2 separate regions of the Mus musculus genome follow, and region 1 is linked to region 2. Evidence: chromatin loops called from intact Hi-C (ENCODE). Cell type or tissue: heart. All regions are shown on one strand. Region 1 overlaps Efna5 (ephrin A5). Region 2 overlaps Efna5 (ephrin A5).

Evidence for each region. A loop is a pair of places that touch in the nucleus more often than their neighbours do. Peaks named below come from ENCODE experiments on the same cell type or tissue, not always from the same donor. Only the 100,000 strongest peaks of a DNase experiment are listed, where the experiment ranks them.
Region 1: a loop joins it to region 2, with 2.1 times the contacts of the local background. A loop is called at or near these places in 3 of 42 quality-filtered maps.

Annotation. Positions count from the first base shown.
Region 1 is chr17:62,681,260-62,685,259 of GRCm38, reverse strand. All of the region lies in intron 1 of Efna5 (ephrin A5), which reads left to right. Among named protein-coding and RNA genes, the nearest start is that of Gm52303, 95 kb to the left of the region's middle. In heart, no CTCF peak of the experiment used is centred here; a DNase peak (open chromatin) is centred at 1,899; H3K27ac peaks cover 755 bases.
Region 2 is chr17:62,755,740-62,759,739 of GRCm38, reverse strand. The region is part of intron 1 of Efna5 (ephrin A5); the gene reads left to right. Among named protein-coding and RNA genes, the nearest start is that of Gm52303, 21 kb to the left of the region's middle. In heart, no CTCF peak of the experiment used is centred here; no DNase peak of the experiment used is centred here; H3K27ac peaks cover 1,063 bases.

The DNA of each region.
Region 1 (4,000 bases), 74 kb after region 2:
GCAAACTGTCGCTACAGTGAGGGACTGAGTTCTTGGAGTGCATTGTGGGAAGCCACCAGTGGCAGGAAACGAACCATCCGCCACCTCCAATGAGAGGTGCAGCTATGGCGCTGTGTGAGCCCTCTGTGATGCCTTCCTTCTCTGCGAGAGGAAGAGTCAGATTTATCCTCTGAGTCAAAACAGACAAGTGTTGGGAGGCTGAGCCGCCAACCACCAAGGCTTGCTTGCCCAAAGTACATTCTTGCTCTTTCTAGTTTGTTCTGGTCTAGGGGCAACATGGTCCCTGATGCCACATCGGAAGATGTAGTGGGGGACTCCCAGTTGTGAGAGGGGAATAAACACATATTCTTGAAGTGGATCTCCAAACTTTCTTCAAAGCTCTCAAGCTGCAGGGGCTGAAGTCAAACCAGCCAGGGGTTCAGAGGAGATTAAGGCATGAGTAGGCCTAACTTAACTTTCTTGCCATTTTTAAAAATCCTCCATCATGTTCCCATTATCTTTCTCTGTAGTCATTGCTTCTTGTTTTGGGGTTGATATTGAAATTTCCTAAAAACCCTTCTGGGTTTTGAAATTATTTTTCTTAATGCTTTTAGCCTACACCCCATGATATTGTTAAGTAATCCTGGGTCTCATGTGAGGTACTTAATACCACGTGGGACATCGTTGAGACTCCCAGATACAACTTGCAGGATGTAACTTGATACCTTTATGTCAATGTTGGCAACTATTTAAATCATCTTTACAAGCAACCAAAGCTTGTAGCTCTGGATGGAGAGAGAGGATATATAAAAGTGTGTATAAAAACTCACTCTTTATGAATTTCACATTGGTTACTAGATGGCCCTTAGCTATCTGTGCCCTAGACTTGTTTTTTTTGTTTGTTTGTTTGTTTGTTTGTTTCCTTGCCGCTTAGCCCTTGCCTTATCAGAATTCTTCTAATCCCTCTAACAAATTTTAAAGTGTATTTGTTCTCAAGAGCATTTGTGGCCAGTGCCTTGACTAAATGCACACATCAGGGCATTTTCCCAATTATGTGTGTGCTATGTCAGAACTGTCACAGTTTGGTACAGAGTATATTGGAAAATACCCATGAAAATAATTAAAATTTAAAATTCTATTTTTTCTTTTAATATGAGAATTAAATTATCTTTGAAAAAATTTGAATTTTAAAATATAATGATTGAAAATGACTTTATTTATAATGACACTATACAGTGTGTGTGTACAAAGAAAATATGGTTTGATATGTACATGAGTTATTCTATATATTTATGTTATGTTTTTGGTTTTGTTTTGTTTTTTAGTTTAGTAATATATAACATTTATTTTGCTAGAGAAATGACCAAGTTGAAGTATTACAAAAGTATTGGGGGCCAGCGAGATGACTTACCAGTTAAGAGTACTGAGTACTCTTCCAGAGGATCTAGGTTTGAGTCCCAGCACCCACATGATGGCTCACAACTATCTGTAACTCTAGTTCCAGGGACTCCAACACTCTCTTCTGGCCTCTGTGGGTGCGAGTCATGCACTTGGTGTGTGAACATACACATTAAATAAATTCTTTAAGAATACGTTAGGAGCTGGAGAGATGGCTCAGCAGCTGGGAGAATGGATTACTCTCCCAGAGGACCCAGGTTCAATTCCCAGCACTCATATGGCAACTCACAATTGTCTGTAACTCTAGGATCTGATAACCTTAAAAAGATATACATGTAGGCAAAACACCAGTACATATAAAATAAAAGTAAATAAACATAAAAAAGAAAATATTCTAAGGGATGAAAACCATTTGGATATGCTACTTTAGAATTGTAGACTATCAAACCCAGGCTCCCTCTCTCTCCTTGTCCAGTTTCGGCACATTTCATAGCAGAGCTCTTGAGACCGTGTGACATATTCAGAGTCACACTGTAAGCCGATGACAGGGAAGGGGATAGAACCCAGGTTTCCTGCCAGCCTGCCAGCTGCATTTTCTCTCCAGTACAAATCTTCATGGAATATTCCTTCTTATTCCCATGAATGAGCGGAATCTTAGCACAATAATAACAGAAGAATAAGTCGTATAGAAATCTAAAGAATGGGTGTGGGAGTCTTTGGGAAGATGAGAATAAAACTAGGTTTAACTGAAGGCACTGAGTTGCTACCTGGAGATGTGTGATGATTCTAATGTACAAAGCCAGGAATTCTGGGTGACACTGTCTAAGTAACAGGGTCTATTTGGATCTTGTTGGATAGTTTCATCTTTGATTCTTTTTGTCTTTCCTTCCTTTCTTCCTTGCTTCTTTCCTTCCTTCCTCTTTCTTTCCTTGTTTCTTTTTCCCTTTCTTTCTTTTCATAGTGAACTCCTTGAGAGGTTTGCGGGGAGGTGTTTCTCCAGAGCTCTTGACTAAGACAGGGGAACCTAAGAACACGGGCGCTCCACAAGGGTCATGCTGTACAATACACTTTACCTTGTATGTGGACAGAGAACTTTTTGTATGGGAGGTTTACTATGGGCTCAGTTTCTATCCAGGACGATGAGAATTCAGCAGCAACATAGGATTTGTCTCATTCCCTCATTTGATTTCTCAACATAAAAGAACAGTTGGTCCTGAAACTTAAGATAGAGCCTCATTATATAGCTCAGACAGGCATGAAACTCACAATGTAGCCCAGGCTGGCTTTAAACTTACAGATATCCATTAGTCTCTGTCTCCCTGAATATAGGGACTTAAAGATGTGCACCACTACAGCCGATCTTCCATCCTAAAACTACACAAACAAGAAAGTGCTGGCCTGTTTCTCTTCTCCATTTTGATTAGCTTTCTTTTCATTCTTTTGTTTGTTTGGTTGATTTTTGAGACAATGTCTCTCTGTGTAGCTCAAGCTGGCCTAGAACTCACAGAGATCTGCCTGCCTCTGCCTCCTGAGAGGTGGGATTAAAGACGTGCCCAGCTTCTTTTTTTTTCTTTCTGATCTCTCTTCTGCAGAATTTTTTTCCACATAGACTCACTCTTCCATACCTCTTATGTTAATGCTGCCAATTCTTTCTTCTCTGCTGGGAAGGCAATAGTTTTGGCACACCATTTTCAGACCATAGTTTTTGGTGTGTGTCTCTGTGTGTGTGTGTATGTGTGTGTGTGTGTGTGTGTGTCTGTGTGTCTGTGTCTGTGTGTATCTATGTGTATGTGTCTCTGTGTGTGTATATGTTTGTCTGTCTGCCTCCCTCCCCCCTCCCCCTGTGTGTGTGTGTGTGTGTCCTGGCATTTTAGTGGCTTCAGGGTCTAACCACATTCTCCACAAAATAAATGTTCTGAAGACTTGCAGGAAAGAATTGGTCAAGAGGTCACCCTGTGCAGGACACATTGGAATTCTGTCAATGTGTAGCCTGAAGCAGAAAGTGCCGGTTGGCTTTCAAGGCTCTGAAAATATGCACAAGTATTTGGTGAGAACTTCAGAACTCTGCTAAGCTGTCTTTGATTCCAAAGATATCCCCAGGGCCAGTGAATAAATTACAGATGCTTTTAAAAGTATTATTTAATGCTTATATTAAATAATTGATTCTTGACTGTGTAGGCTAATCAAGTTATTGCTACATTGGCTTAATTTTCTCTACTCACATTAAAAATACTACTTTGTTTTAAAGGGTGATAACAGGATCTTTTGTGGTTCTATATAAAGGGAACTCTTTTTGACCCACAGATGCGATGCTATACCAGTAAGCTATTTCTGGTTTATTTAGCTGACAAATGGTTATCCCCTGGTCTCTTGCCTAGATTACAACCTGTAGAGTCCTTTTCTCTGTATTTAATATCCGACATGTGAGACCTCTCTTCAGGGGTGTATTGACTGCATTCCAAGGATGCTATTTGGAGCTTGAACTCAGTGACTTCTTAAGTGGTACCTTGAAATCCTGAAAGAACTGAACAGGGTAGCATTCTCTGTGTTCTTGGGCAAATTTCATCTCTATAGGTGTCTACTTAGTCCTTGCTTTCTATGAAAATTGCTTACAATTGCGTGT
Region 2 (4,000 bases):
ACAGCTGGCTTACAGCCGATAGCACTGAACCAACACAGGGTTTTGTGCCCAGCCCTGATTATGTCTTCCAGTAAGTTGGAGGTTCGGTGTGTAATTTCCTCAGTAAGCTGAGGTCTAGGCAGGGCTTTGGAATGCATGTTTGACTGTCCTCCCCTTTTAGACGTCGTCGTTCGGTTTCTGGTCGGCGGCTTTAAAAAAAAAAATTGTGTCACGTGGCCCTAGAGACCATATCACATTGTGGAGATGTGGTCAGCAGAGATGGTCGTCTTTTGTTCCTTTTCACATACCCGAAAATGGAGAATGTTCGTCCCTTTGTGTTTAGACCTAGCATAATCAAATGTCTTAGTCGCTACCAGTTTGTGCCTGAAATCCCAGCTGTCCAGAGGCTGAAGCAGGAAGATCCCAGTTGGAGGTCTGCTGGGGACCACACAGGGAGGTCAAAACAAGCTTGCGGGAGCTTTCTAAGACCCTGTTGCAACATAGAAAGGATGTATCTCCGTAAAAGGGTACTCGTACAGTTAGCATGCCTTAGGCTCTAGGTTCAGTCCTGAGTACGAGGGGGACAAAGGAAAAAAATTAAGATGTGTGTTTGCTGCCCTCAAGGCCGTGGCGAGGCATGTAAATTCCATGTGACATGCTGAGTGCTGTAGCTGGGTCAATTCAGGATCACATTGGACAAGCAGCTGTTCTGGAGCAGCCTGGGCTGTTTATGTCTCTTCGTATTGTTCAAGTCAAAGAGGCACTGAAGTAATTTTTGGGAGCTCGCAACACTGCCATGTTGGCCGTTGAGTAATAGGAAGCTCAGGGTCATATTTTTATTTCTGGGCAGAGTAGCTCTGATTCCGTCTTGCTTCTCATCCTCTAGTAACACTGCGGTTCTGTCTGGTCCCCAGGTGTTCAGGGACATTACACACTCTGGGTGACAGCTCTGGATGTTTTGAACATGGACCCAGAAGAGATTTGAAAGCTCTGTTGAGCTGAGCCCAGCATCTCTTTGGAGTGTTTTAAGTAGCAAACGCCACACACCTCACACACTGACTGGGAGCTGGCTGTCTCAGAACTGATTGAGCCCCAGCAAGTGCTCTTGGGGAGGGCGATCCTGATTGCCCATTTTCTCTGTTTCCTAAAGGGTCTTAATTGCTTTCGTAAGAGGCCTCTATTCAACGCCGCCTCCCTCCTACCACAGGTGATTCACTCAGTAACAAGGGTTAGATTACCCAGATGTCAGGACCCCCACAGATATAATGGACTTCTCTCCAGGGGCCACCTGACAACCCTCTCTCTCTGTCATACACCTTTACTGCCCAGAAGCCCAGCCTCTTGGATGAGACCCCAGATCACTACCCTAGAAGGGAGTAAAGGGGATACTGCGTTTTTTATAGCTCTGCGTTTTTTGATTTTACATTTAAAAAAAAATTCAGAGTCTGTAGGATGTGTGGGATGCTCGTATGTTAGGTATTCTTAGACCCATTTTAAAACATTAAATATTAAAATAGACACAGGATAGTGTCACCAAGATTGATATTTAGGGTATCGCAGGTAGAATTGTAATTTACATCTTGGCTTAATGGAGTCTGAGGAAAGGAGGTTAAAGTTAGGCATATTCTTCTCTTTGTTATTCTTTCTGCTACTCTGGGATTTTCTTTAAAGTCGAGATGGCTTTGGAAAATTGTATATTCTCTATTTAAAGTTTATTTGATCATAGCACCTCCATGACAATAGTAAGTAAATAGAAAACAGCCAAATTAAAAAGAACGGAGAAAATAAAGCATTTAAATAGCTTGCCCTTACCCAGTTGTTCTTTCTGTGATTTATTCCCCCCCTGAGTGAAGAAAATAACTTCCCCCTCATTTCCATCAAGTCGTGAGGATAAAGGTAGGGGTAGAAAAGCATTGTCATATTTGAAAAAAGAAATGATTGACAGTGTCACTTAAATTCAAATGTCTCCTTAAAATAAATATAAAAAGGCCTTTGAAGGAGTTGCTTTGAAAATCCTTTAAAAAAAAAAGAAAAAAGAAAGAAAAAAGTGGAGTCCTCAACTTTTCTTCCTTCCTACTTTCTTTGACTGCTGACAGAGTTTAGCTCCCACCAGAGTGGAGGGTCTCTGGGAATGTCCATCCTATGTAGATCAATGACGTGCAGCCGGCCCACAGCCTTGTCCAGGTGGAGACTGAAGCATGTAGGTCTTTCCACACTGGGCCGCTTCCTCTTCTTGGGGTCACTGGGTTGTGCTGATAGACTGTGGGTCCTAAGTAGGGCCCCAGGCTGTCATTTTTATTTTAGCCCATGCCTTTCCACATATTTTAGCTTAGAACAAGTAAGCCTGTATGCTGCCGGTTGAGGTAAGACAAGCCTTTTTTACTTCCTCTCTGGCGATTAAAAATACCTCCCATAATCACACTGATACTACAACTGAGATTAGATACACTTTCCTAACCAGGCATTGTGAAAGTTGCCAGGGTTTCTTGGTACTTGGTGTTGTAAGATGCCAGCCCAGAGGCCTGCGTCAGGATGGCTGATAGTAAGGTAGATAGATAGTTTTCCCACCCCTGGGGCACACATGAGTCACCTTAAAGTAGATAGATAGTTTTCCCACCCCAGGGCACACATGAGTCACCTTGGCCTGTGGAGAAGGCATGGCCTTCTTCACAGCCTTTCCCACCCTGTTCATATAGACACTGCAGATTTAATAAGCCCAGGGCGTTATATCTGCACCCTCTGCAGAAGCCACCGTTCTTGTTGCTGTGCCTGGGAGTCTGATGTCACTGTATCTGCAAAGGACAGACCTTGGATCTATCTTTTCTTCTCCATCTTGTACTAATTTGATACTCGCTGTACTGTTCCTGTCCCTGGGGAATCCTAGCTGTGCCCACAGGACCAGAGCAAATAGGGCTAGACCAGAAAGGACTTTATGCCCTCTCTGGCAATGTCCTTTCAGTATGGCATCAGAGAAACAAAGCCTGAGTCTGAGACTTTCGACTTTTTATTTTTTATTTATTTTTTTTGTAAACAGCCTCTTAATACTAAGCATTTCAAAAAATAGACAAGGAAAACATGCTATCATATGTATGTTTCCTCCTCAAACTAGGACCCATATTAACTCTGAACCCATTGAAACTAGCAGGGTTGCAGATCATTAGATTTTAACGAAATGTCAGTATTTTCCTCCAAAGTTAACTTTTCTTGAATAGTTTCCATGTTAACTTTTTCTAAACACATTGCTTCTATTGAGAAGCAATGCTCAGTAACTTGTAGCCGTTAAATGGCTATTTACTCTTTACCAAGTACTTAAAAGGTAAACAATAATTTAAGAATCTTACTATACTTGTATAGCAAAGAAATTAATGTTCTTTGAGACAGGGTTTTTCTGTGTGGCCCTGGCTATACTAGAACTCACTCTGTAGACGAGGCTGTCTTTGAACTCAAGAGTTCCACCTGCCTCTGCCTCCTAAGTACTGGGATAAAAGGTGTGTGCTACCACTGTCCAGCTGTCCTAAAGTATAACTCATGTCTTTCCCTACCCTCTTATCAAGTACAGTGTCCTTAGCATCTAAGGAAATAGATTCTACCTTCTTCGTACCCTTCACTGACTGGACCTGATGTTGAAGTGTGTCTGCCTTATCCTGGCATTTGTGTGTGCACAAGCATGAAATTTGCCTGCCAGGCAAAAAAGCCCACTACCCTCTGTCTATGAGCCACATCTCATGTCAGTGCCATACTAGGAACTGATAGTAACTGTAATCTAGCTTATTTTGTATTACTCATAAATACTGTCGGAGCATTGTGCTTTCATTGCCACTTTTAGAGATATAGATGTCGATTACATTTTCTGATCTTAAAATTCATCACTTGTAACCTGTGTGTAGCAGTCTATATTTGGTTGTGAGCCTAGCCTTTAACAGCAGAGCCAGCTCTCCAGCCCTATTTATAGCATTGTAATGTGTTAAAGTAAAATACTGACTCATAGATGATTGCTATTAGTGCTTTCTTGCTTCAACTT